Linked DNA regions of Homo sapiens: region 1 is linked to region 2. Evidence: read pairs that join two places in POLR2A ChIA-PET (ENCODE). Cell type or tissue: OCI-LY7. All regions are shown on one strand. Each heading gives the region's core, and the rest is flanking DNA. Links, peaks and the distances in the headings are about the cores only.

Region 1 (5,375 bases), core at 228-5,227, 210 kb before region 2:
CCAGCTCACCATGTCTAAGGTCAAACTGATGGCTCTTGCTGGTGTCAAGGTTGACCACATGGCTCTCATTGGCAGCACTATTGTTCAGGCCCAGCAGAGGGATACAATCATGATTCAATGCAGCAACGATCTTCGTGGTCTCATCCGGAAGGTTTTCCCATCTCAGCCTCCCATTTACCTGGGACTACACAGTCCATCTTCCTACTTTTTTTTTTCTACCCCCACTTTCATTTTGCTTCCACAGTATTTAGGGGGAGTTGCTGTGGCCTTTATTCTTTGTTCTTTGCTCTGTTTCTTTTTTTCTTTTATTTTTTGCTACCTTCTTTCCTCCACACTGACATGGATGTTTAATTTAATTTTATTTTTTGTAGGTCTTCTAACTCTGTCACACCCTGGCTGGAGTGTAGGTGTTCAATCAGCAGTGAGTCATTACCGTGACCTTGCCCTCCAGCCTGTGTGTGACAGTGTGACACACAGAGATTGATGGAGAGAGGGATAGACAGAGAGACAGAGACACAGACAGTGGCAGAGAGACCAAAACAGAGACAGACAGAAAGACAACAATTAGTTGTGATATTAATTCCATTTTACCTTTGTTCACTCCCACTTACTTATTTATTGGTCTTGTTATTGTTATTTCTTTGTTATTTTTAAATATTTATGGGCTGAGCGAGGTGGCTCATGCCTGTAATCTCAGCACTTTGGGAGGCCGAGGCAGGTGGATGAACTGAGGTCGGGAGTTCGAGACCAGCCAGACCAACATGGAGAAACCCCATCTCTACTAAAACTACAAAATTAGCCAGGCGTGGTGGCGCATGCCTGTAATCCCAGCTACTTGGGAGGCTGAGACAGGAGAATCGCTTGAACCCAGGAGGCAGAGGTTGCGGAAAGACAAAATTGCACTATTGCACTCCAGCCTGGGCAATGAGGGCAAGACTCTGTCTCAAAAAATATATATATTGTTGGTTTTCTTGTTTATACATTTTATGACAGATGTCAGCCACGAGTGTTGGACTTGGTCGCCAGCTTGCCATGTCTAAGGTCGACCATTTGGCTCTTGCTGGCAGCAGTACCATTCAGGTCCAGCAGAGGGATGCGATCATGATTCACTGCAGCCTGCATCTCCCCAGTCTCACGGGGCTGATCTTCCCATCTTGGCCTCCCGAGTACCTGGGACTACTCAGACCTTCTTCCTCTGCTTTATTTCTAACCCCACTTTCAGTTTGCTTCCACAGTACTTTGAGAGAGTTGCTGTAGTTTTTCTTTTTGTTCTTTGCTGTCTCTCTTTTTTTTTTAATTTTTTTTACGCTCTTTCCTGCATGCAGAAGTTGATGTTTTATACACATATATAATTTTTTAGCTAGGTCTTCTCACTCTGTCACACCCTGGCTGGAGTGCAGGTGCATGACCAGCAGTGAGCTGTGACTGCACACCTTCACCTCAGCCTGGGTTTGACAGTGTGACATACAGAGATCAAAGAGAGAGACAGAAAGACAGACAGAGACACAGACAGACAGAAACAGACAGAGAAATAGAGACAGAGAGAGACAACAATAAATTGTGATATTAATTACCTTTTACCTTTGTTCACTCCCATTTATTTATTTATTGATTGGTCATATTATTGTTCATTATCATTTCTCTGTTATTATTATTTACTGTTGGTCATTTGTTTATTAATTTTGAGGCAGTTGTCAGCTGCGAGCATTGGACCTGGCCGCCAGCTTGCCTTGTCTAAGGTCAGCCAGATAGCTCTCACCGGCAGCAGTATTGCTCATATTACTCAGGTAAGGCAGAGGGATGCAATTTTTTTTTTTTTTAGATGGAGTTTTGCTCTTGTTGCCCAGGCTAGAGTGCAGTGGCGCAATCTCGGCTCACTGCAACCTCCCCCTTCCAGTTTCAAATGATTCTCCTGCTTCAGCCTCCCAAGTAGCTGAGATTACAGGCACCCGCCACCACGCCCAGCTAATTTTTTTTTTATTTTTAGTAGAGATGGGGTTTCACCATGTTGGTCAGGCTGGTCTTGATCTCCTGATCTCGTGATCCACCCGCCTCGGCCTCCCAAAGTACCAGGATTACAAGCGTGAGCCACTGAGCATGGCTGGAAAGAGATGCAACTGTGATTCATTGTGGCATTGATCTCCCTGGTCTTGCCCAGGTGGTCTTCCCATCCATCTCGGCCTCCTAAGTACCTGAAACTGCTTGGATCTTCCTCTGTTCTTTTTCCAACTCCACTTTCAGTTTGCTTCCACAGAACTTAGAGGGAGTTGCTGTGGTTTTTCTCCTTTGTTCTTTGCTCTCTTTGTTTCATTTCCTTACACTCCTTTCTGCACGCTGAAACTGATGTTTTAGATTTCTTTTTTTTTTTTTTAGCTGGGTCTTCTCACTCTGTCACGCCCTGGCTGGAGTGCAGGTGAGTGATCAGCAATGAGCTGTGACCACACATGTGCACTCCAGCCTGGGTGTGAAACTGTGACACATGGAGATCAAGGGAGAGAGAGACAGAAAGAGAGACAATTAATTGTGATATTAATTACCTTTTATCTTTGTTCCCTCCCACTTATTTGTCTTATTATTGTTTTTTATTATTTCTTTATTGTTGAATATTTACTGTTGTTAGTTTATTTATTTTGAGACAGACTTCAGCCATGAGCATTGGACTTGGCCGCCAGCTTGCCATGTCTCAGGTGGACCAGATAGCTATAACCAGTGGCAGTACTTTTCAGGTCCAAAGGAAGGATGTGATTGTGATTCCCTATAGCCTTGATCTCCCCAGTCTCACCCTGGTGGTCTTTCCATTCAGCCTCCTAAGTATGTAAAACTACTCAAACCTTCTTCCTCTGTTTTTTTTCTAGCCCCACTTTCAGTTGGCTTCAACAGTACTTAGAGAGAGTTGCCGTAGTTTTTCTTTTGTGTCCTTTGTTCTCTCTCTCTCTTTTTAAAATCTTTTATGCTCCTTCCTAGATGCTGAAGTTGATGTTATATATATTTCTATTTAGCTAGGTCTTCTCACTCTGTCACATCATGGCTTGAGTGCAGGTGTGCAATCAACAGTGAGCTGTAACCATACACCTGCACTCTAGCCTGGGTGTGATAGTGTGACACACAGAGATCAAGGGAGAGAGAGACAGAGAAACAGAAAGACAGAAACTGAGAAACAGAGAGAGAACAACTAATTGTGATATTAATTACCTTTTACGTTTGTTTACTTCTACTTATTTATTGGTCTTATTGCTTGTTATTATTTCTTTGTTATTGTTAAAATTTACTGTTGGTTTTTTGTTTATTTATTTTGAGAGAGATGTTGGCCATGAGCTTTGGACCTGGCTGTCAGCTTGCCATGTCTAAGGTCGACCAGATGGCTCTCACTGGCGCCTGTACCATTCAGGTCCATGCAGACTGTGATTCACTGGTCACGTCCAGTTGGTCTTCCCATCTCAGCCTCCCAAGTACCTGGAACTACTTGGACCTTCTTCTTTCTTTTTTTCTCTAACCCCACTTTCAGTTTATTTCCACAGTACTTAGAGTAACTTGGTGTTGTTTTTCTTCTTTTTTCTTTTCTCTCTCTATTTTCCTGTGCTTCTTCCTGCATGCTGAATTTGACCTATTAGTTTTGTTTTTGTCACACTCCAGCCTGGGTGTGACAATCAAAGAGAGAGAGAGGGTTTTTTTTTTTTTTTTTTTTGAGATGGAGTCTCACTCTTTTGCTCAGGCTGGAGTGCAGTGGCACAATCTCAGCCACTGCTACCACCGCTTCCTGGGTTCAAACAATTCTCCCGCCTCAGCCTCCCGAGTAGCTGGGATTACAGGTACCTTCCACCATGCCTGGCTGTTTTGTATTTTTAGTAGGGACGGGGTTTCACCATGTTGGCCAGGCTGATCTTGAACTCCTGACCTCAGGTGATCCGCCTGCCTCAGCCTCTCAAAGTGCTGAGATTACAGGCATGAGCCACCATGCCCAGCCACTCACTTGGTTTTTGAAAATCTTTGAAAAATCTAGCAAAATTACTCAAACACTATTTTCATGTAAAAAAAGGAATTTTTTTTTTTTTTTTTTTGAGATGGAGTCATGCTCTGTCACCCAGGCTGGAGTGCAGTGGCACGATCTTGGCTTACTGCAACCTCTGCCTCCCGGGTTCAAGTGATTCTCCTGCCTCAGCCTCCTGAGTAGCTGAGACTACAGGCACGTGCCACCACACCCGGCTAATATTTTTTGTATTTTTATTACAGGGTTTCACCATGTTAGCCAGGATGATCTCAATCTCCTGTCCTCGTGATCCGCCCGCCTCGGCCTCCCAAAGTGCTGGGATTACAGGCGTGAGCCACCATGCCCCACCGAAAGGAAATTTTAAGGTGCTTATATTTCATACCTCAACAAGGAAAGCAAAAGCATCTATTCCCTTCAGATAATAAATGTATTATTGCATTATTTTCATGAAAAATCATGTAGTAAACAATTAGTCATATGTGAACATTTCTAGGAGGTACCAAGTTTTTGTTTGTTTGTTTGTTTTTTGGAGACGGAGTCTCGCTCTGTCACCCAGGCTGGAGTGTAGTGGTGCAATCTCAGCTCACTGCAACTTCCGCCTCCCAGGTTCAAGCAATTCTCCTGCCTCAGCCTCCCCAGTAGATGCGACTACAGGCACATGATGCCACACCCGCCTAATTCTTTTATACTTTAGTAGAGACGGGGTTTCACCATGTTGCCCAGGCTGGTCTCGAACTCCTGAGCTCAGGCGATCTGCCGGCCTCGGACTCCCAAAGTGCTAGGATTGCAGGCGTAAGCCACTGTGCCTGGCCTCAAGTTTTATCTCATAAAATTTAGCATGAAGCTCAGAAATAAAAATCACAGGATATACAACAAAAATATTCACTGTCACGAATTTACCTTGTAAAAAGAGAAACTGATGTTTTAATGAATCTATGTGACTCACTAATTACCTACCACATTTTCTTGTGGAAATGTATTTATTTTCTGCAGCCAAAATAGAAGAGAGATTTCCCTTATTTTATCCTTGGTAGCTAGCATTCTAATAGCTATGCCTTGGAATTCTGTTGGAAATCACCCAGCCATAAAAAAAACACATCTGAGAAAATTTCTAAATTCACCCAGGGAAAGCAAAAATGAGAATTTTTAGTCTGGGCACCATGGCTCATGCCTGTAATCCCAGCACTCTGGGAGATTGAGGCAAATGGATTACCTGAGGTCAGGAGTCTGGGATCAGCCTGACCCACATGGCAAAACCCCGTCTCTATTAAAAATTAAAAAATTATCCAGGCAAGGCCGGGTGCCATGGCTCACACCTGTAATCCCAGCACTTTGGGAGGCCGAGGTGGGCAGATCACTGAGGTCAGGAGTTCAAGACCAGCCTGGC
Region 2 (5,375 bases), core at 152-5,151:
GTCTCACCTGCAGCCTTAAGGCAGTTTTCTCCTATCTCAGTATATGGAACATACAATCGGGTTTTACACCGAGACATTCCATTGCCCAGGGAATAATATAAATCACTCTCCGGGAATAATATAAATCATTCTACTATATTCTACTATAAAGACACATGCCTGGAGACAGATGCCTTCCTCTTATCTCAACTGCAAAGAGGTCTTCCTCTTTTACTAATCCTCCTCAGGACAGACCCTTTACCCATGTCAGGCTGGGGGACGGTCAGGTCTTTCCCTTCCCATGAGGCCATATCTCAGACTATCACATGGGGAAAAACCTTGGACAATACCTGGCTTTCCTAGGCAGAGGTCCCTGCGGCCTTCAGCAGTGTATTGTGTCCCTGGGTACTTGAGATTAGAGACTGGTGATGACTTTAACAAGCATACTGCCTTTAAGCACTTGTTTAACAAAGCACATCCTGCATAGCCCTAAATCCATTAAACCTTGAGTTAACACAGCACTTGTCTCTGTGAGCACAGGGTTGGGGGTAGGGTTACAGATTAATAGCATCTCAAGGCAGAAGAATTTTTCTTAGTACAGAGCAAAATGGAGTCTCTTATGCCTACTTCTTTCTACACAGACACAGTAACAGTCTGATCTCTCTTTTCCCCACACAGACTGGGCGTGGTGCCTCACGCCTGTAACCCCAGCACTTTGGGAGGCTGAGGCGGTCAGATCACTTGACATCAGGAGTTCAAGACCAGCCTGGCCAACATGATGAAGCCCTATCTCTACTAAAAATACAAAAATTAGCCGGGTGTGTTGGCTGGCACATGCCTATAATCCCAGCTACTCGGGAGGCTAAGGCAGGAGGATTGCTTTAACCCAGGAGTTGGAGGTTGCAGTGAGCCAAGACACTGCTACTGCACTCCAGCCTGGGTGACAGAGTGAAACGCCATCTCAAAAAAAAAAAAAAAAAAAAAAAAAAAAAAAGCTCTTAGGGAATTATGGGAAAAGCTACCTAAATTTTTAAAAAACCTACACCTGTAATCCCAGCACATTGGGAGGCCAAGGCGGGCAGATCACCTGAGGTCAGGAGTTTGAGACACATTTTTACCTATGCACATTTTTTACATAGGTGTGTTATGGGGGTTTGTTGTGAAGATTATTTCATCACCCAGGTATGAAACCTAGTACCCATTAATTACTTTTTTTGTTCCTCTCCCTCCTCCTTCCAATAGACCCCAGTATGGATTGTTCCCCTCTGTGTCCATGTGTTCCCATCATTCAACTTTCACTTTAAAGTGAGAATATGTGGTATTTAGTTTTCTGTTCCTGTGTTACTTTGCTAAGGATAACAGCCTACAGCTCCATCCACATTCCTCCGAAAGACATGATCTCATTTTTTTTATAGCTGCACAATATCCCATGGTGTATATGTACCACATTTTCTTTATTGAGTCTATCATTGATAGGCATTCAGCTTGACTCCATGTCTTTGCTATTGTGAATTGTGCTGCAATGAATATACACATGCACGTGTCTTTATAGTAGAATGATTTATATTATTTTGGGTATATACCCAATAACTGGATTGCTAGGTTGAATGGTATTGCTTTCTCTAGGTCTCTGAGGAATGGCCACACTGTCGACAATAGGTGAACTGATTTAAACTCCCACCAGTGGTGCCTAAGCATTCCTTTGACCAAAAAAATCTTAATGTTCTAAGAGGTAGCTTTTTAGACAAATGGTATACCAGGAGACTGTCCTCAGGCCCAGACCACCCAGTTGCTCCTCTGAGAGGCTATACTCCCATTCCTCAGGCTGCCCTCTAAGAAATGACCCAGGGGATGATATTCATTAGACACTCCAAGAGATATGGTCACTACGGGCATCCTGGGTTGGTTAAGACAGTTCTGAAACTCATGACCAAGAAAAGACCAGAGGGCTGCTGTAAAGGGCCCTGTAATTTCTCCAAAGCAAAACTTCAACCCGAAGACGTACTAATAAGGTGTGTGTACCTAGGGAAGATAAAAGTGGGAGAGGCAGAGATAATTTTTATTTTTATTTTTTACAGTGGAGTGACAGAGGATTATTTTCTACATTTTTCTCATGTGAAATGTTTATAGACAGAAAACAAATCTTTAAAAACCTGCCACCATCCACTGCTGTGTAAAATCATGATTAACAATTAAAATACCGTGTCTCTAATGTACAATAAAGGACAAATAGTTGATAGTGTCGTAAACTGGACAGGGGAAGTTGGTCTCATATCCCACATTTGAGAATGTAGGAACAAAAGTGGAAATTTATAATTTTACTGCAAGCCTGAGTTAGGCTAAGGGAAAAAAGTGGATTAGAGCCCTGCTTGCCACACATTAGGAAGGCACAGAGGAAAACGAGTCCTCTGTGGAGTGTTAAAATAATTAAACAGCAGGAAATTAGACTAAAGTGGCTCTAGTCCCCTGTGTTCATAAATTTAAAAAATCTAAAACCCAACTCGAATGCATTTCTTATAAATTAATATATTAGGCCAGGCGCGGTGGCTCAACCCTGTAATCCCGGCACTTTGGGAGGCTTGACCCTGGGAGACGGAGCTTACAGAAACCGAGGTCACACCACTGCACTTTACCTTAGCGACAGAGCGAGACTGTCTAAAAAGAAAAGAAAAAAAAAATAACAGGAAAGCTTGGGAACCCCACGGGTCGCAGCTCCTCCCACGCACACACCTAGTCGGGATTCTACCCTGATGACCCGCCTGGCATCCCTAAGCACTCTGGGAAATACTCGGGGCTGCGGGCGCAGAGCTGCCCAGGGAGGTCCAGACAGGGCGCCCAGCAGGGACGCGGCGAGACGCTGGGGGTCCCGGCCGCGGGCCCAGCCGCCATCTTGCGGCCAGAGACGCCTGGGGCCGAGCTGCGCCAGAGAGGACTGAGGTCGGCGGACCCGGGAGCGGACTGTGGGGAGGCCGGTCCTGCAGGTTTCACAGCCCGCTCTCGCCTCAAGGGATGCCCAACCCCGCATACGCACCACTTCACAGCTTCCAGGGTGCCCTGGCATCTTGGCTGTGCGTCTCCCAGGACCTGCAGATCACAGGGCAACAGAGTCTGTGACAAAGTCGCCGGGCGGGGGTCGGTGGTTCCCAGGTAGAGGACGCGGAACAGTGAAGACCGATCCCAAGCTCTGGCGGGAGCGAGAGACAAAGACCCCGCCAAATGCCGGAAGCCACGCCCTCCTCTCCAACTGCGCGCCTGATCGGGCGGTTCCTACACCAGTGCCACTGATTGGATGGAGCTCCAGGACCCACCTCCCAATCCCACCCACCCCAGTATTAGTGCATTTTATGGACAGGGAAAGAGGCTCAAGTAGGAGGTGTCACTGACCCGGGCAATTACTGCTAATTAACAAATGAGCTGAGGCGTCGGGGGGCGGTGGCTCACGCCTGTGATCCCAGCACTTTGAGAGGCAGAGGCGGGCGGATCACCTGAGGTCAGGAGTTCGACACCCTCCTGACCAACATGGCGAAACCCCGTCTCTAGTAAAAATACAAAAACTAGCCGGGCGTGGTGGTGGGCTCCTGTAATCCCAACTGCTCGGGAGGCTGAGGCAGGAGAATCGCTTGAACCCGGGAGGCAGAAGTTGCAGTGAGCCAAGATCGCACCATTGCACTCCAGCCTGGATGACAGAGGGAGACACTGTCTCAAAAATAAATAAATAAAACAAAAATTTTCACGTAAGAGAAGTGGAGAATAAAAGAAGGATTTCACATCTAAAGCATTTGTTTCCTTTATAAAACCACAGCCCCTTTTCATTTGAATTGTCCAAAGATGTCTGACAGCACTAATACACTTACAGAATGAACCAGGAACAATGGCCTCTCAGGTGATAAGGAGGCACAACGTTACCTAAACCCAGTTTATTCTCAGCTTTACATGGTAACCCCTCTCAAGAAGTACTGTTAGCTGTGTGAACCGTATTCATTGGACAAGGCCAGAGGAAAGCGTGTTTACTGCAACACAACCAGGAGCCTGCAAATCAAACTGGGGGCGGGAAGCACGTAGGAGGCTTCCATAACCAAGACACTGGTGGCTATCCTTGGTTGTCACTTAAAACTTCAAGGTGGCCAGGCCTGGTGGCTCACGCCTGTAATTCCAGCACTTTGGGAGGCTGTGGCGGGCGGGTCTTGAGGTCTAGAAATAGAGACCATACTGGCCAACATGGTGAAACCCCATCTCTACTAAAATTACAAAAATTAGCCGGGTGTGGTGGCGTGCGCATGTAGTCCCAGCTACTAGGGAGGCTGATGCTGATGCAGGAGAATCGCTTGAAGGAGGCAGAGGTTGCAGTGAGCTGAGATCAGGCCACTGCCCTCCAGTATAGTAACAGAGCGAGACTCTGTCTCAAAAAAACAAACAAGCAAAAACAAACTTCAAGGTGAAAGGCATCTATTTTCCAGTTGGCTCAGAGGAACTGACAGATACTAGAATTCAAATGTCTTTTTCTTTTCTTTCTTTCTTTCTTTTTTTTTCTTTTTTTTTGACAGAGCGAGACTCTGTCGCTCAGGCTGGACTGCAGTGGCGCCATTGCAGCTCACTGCAACTTCCCTCTCCCAGGTTCAAGGGATTCTCCTGCCTCAGCCTCCCAAGTAGCTGGGACTATAGGCGCGTGCCACAGCGCCTGGCTAATTTTTGTATTTTTAGTAGAGCTGGGGTTTCGCTGTCATGGCCAGGCTGGTGTCGAACTCCTGACCTCAAGTGATCCACCCGTCTCTGTCTCCCAAAGTACTGGGATTACAGGCGTGAGCCACAGTGCCCAGCCTGTAATAGTTTTAAACTCCCCTTCTCATAGGGACAGGCCACCTCCACACACCCCCTCTTACTTCACAGGCTCTGTCCCTAAGGTTTACCTGGGGGACTGTCTTCCTCCCATCTCATTGGCTCTCCAAGAGAGTCCAGCTCACACTAAAACCTACCCTAAGATGGCAATTTGTAGACACTCCTCCATCCTCACAGCACAGTGGGACTTATGGAGAATGCTGCCCAATCCCCTTTCCTCAACTGACGTGAAGGGGCAGGTGGCCAGCCAGATAGATGTTCAGTGACCTAACAGGTCCAGCATGCCCAGGGTCTAGCCCCACAGCCTACCACCTCTCCCCCACCTGGTCTTCCCTCCAGCCTTTTTTCTTCTGTCACCAATGACAGGTGATGTTTACCTGTGCCACACTCTCATGAGCCTAGAAACTGGCATTGGTTGGCCGGGTACGGTGGCTCATACCTGTAATGCCAGCACTTTGGGAGGCCAAGGCGGTCAGATCACTTGAAGTCAGGAGTTCAAGGCAAGGCTGGTCAATATGATGAAACCCTGTCTCTACTAAAAATACAAATATTAACCGGAC

What was found. ChIA-PET counts read pairs that join two places held together with the same protein. Peaks named below come from ENCODE experiments on the same cell type or tissue, not always from the same donor. Only the 100,000 strongest peaks of a DNase experiment are listed, where the experiment ranks them.
Region 1: POLR2A ChIA-PET joins it to region 2 with 5 read pairs; 5 of 35 experiments call an interaction of 5 or more read pairs at or near these places.

The regions. Positions count from the first base shown.
Region 1 is chr19:23,279,836-23,285,210 of GRCh38, reverse strand. No RefSeq gene overlaps it. Among named protein-coding and RNA genes, the nearest start is that of ZNF724, 32 kb to the right of the region's middle. In OCI-LY7, for the core only: CTCF peaks have their summits at 1,074 (motif pointing right), 2,667 and 2,872; DNase peaks (open chromatin) are centred at 1,080 and 2,420; H3K27ac peaks cover 1,224 bases.
Region 2 is chr19:23,073,023-23,078,397 of GRCh38, reverse strand. It overlaps a transcript of ZNF730 not described here. Among named protein-coding and RNA genes, the nearest start is that of LINC01858, 14 kb to the right of the region's middle. RefSeq lists enhancers at 112-685, 2,828-3,575. In OCI-LY7, for the core only: no CTCF peak of the experiment used is centred there; DNase peaks (open chromatin) are centred at 2,887 and 3,237; H3K4me3 peaks cover 3,004 bases; H3K27ac peaks cover 831 bases.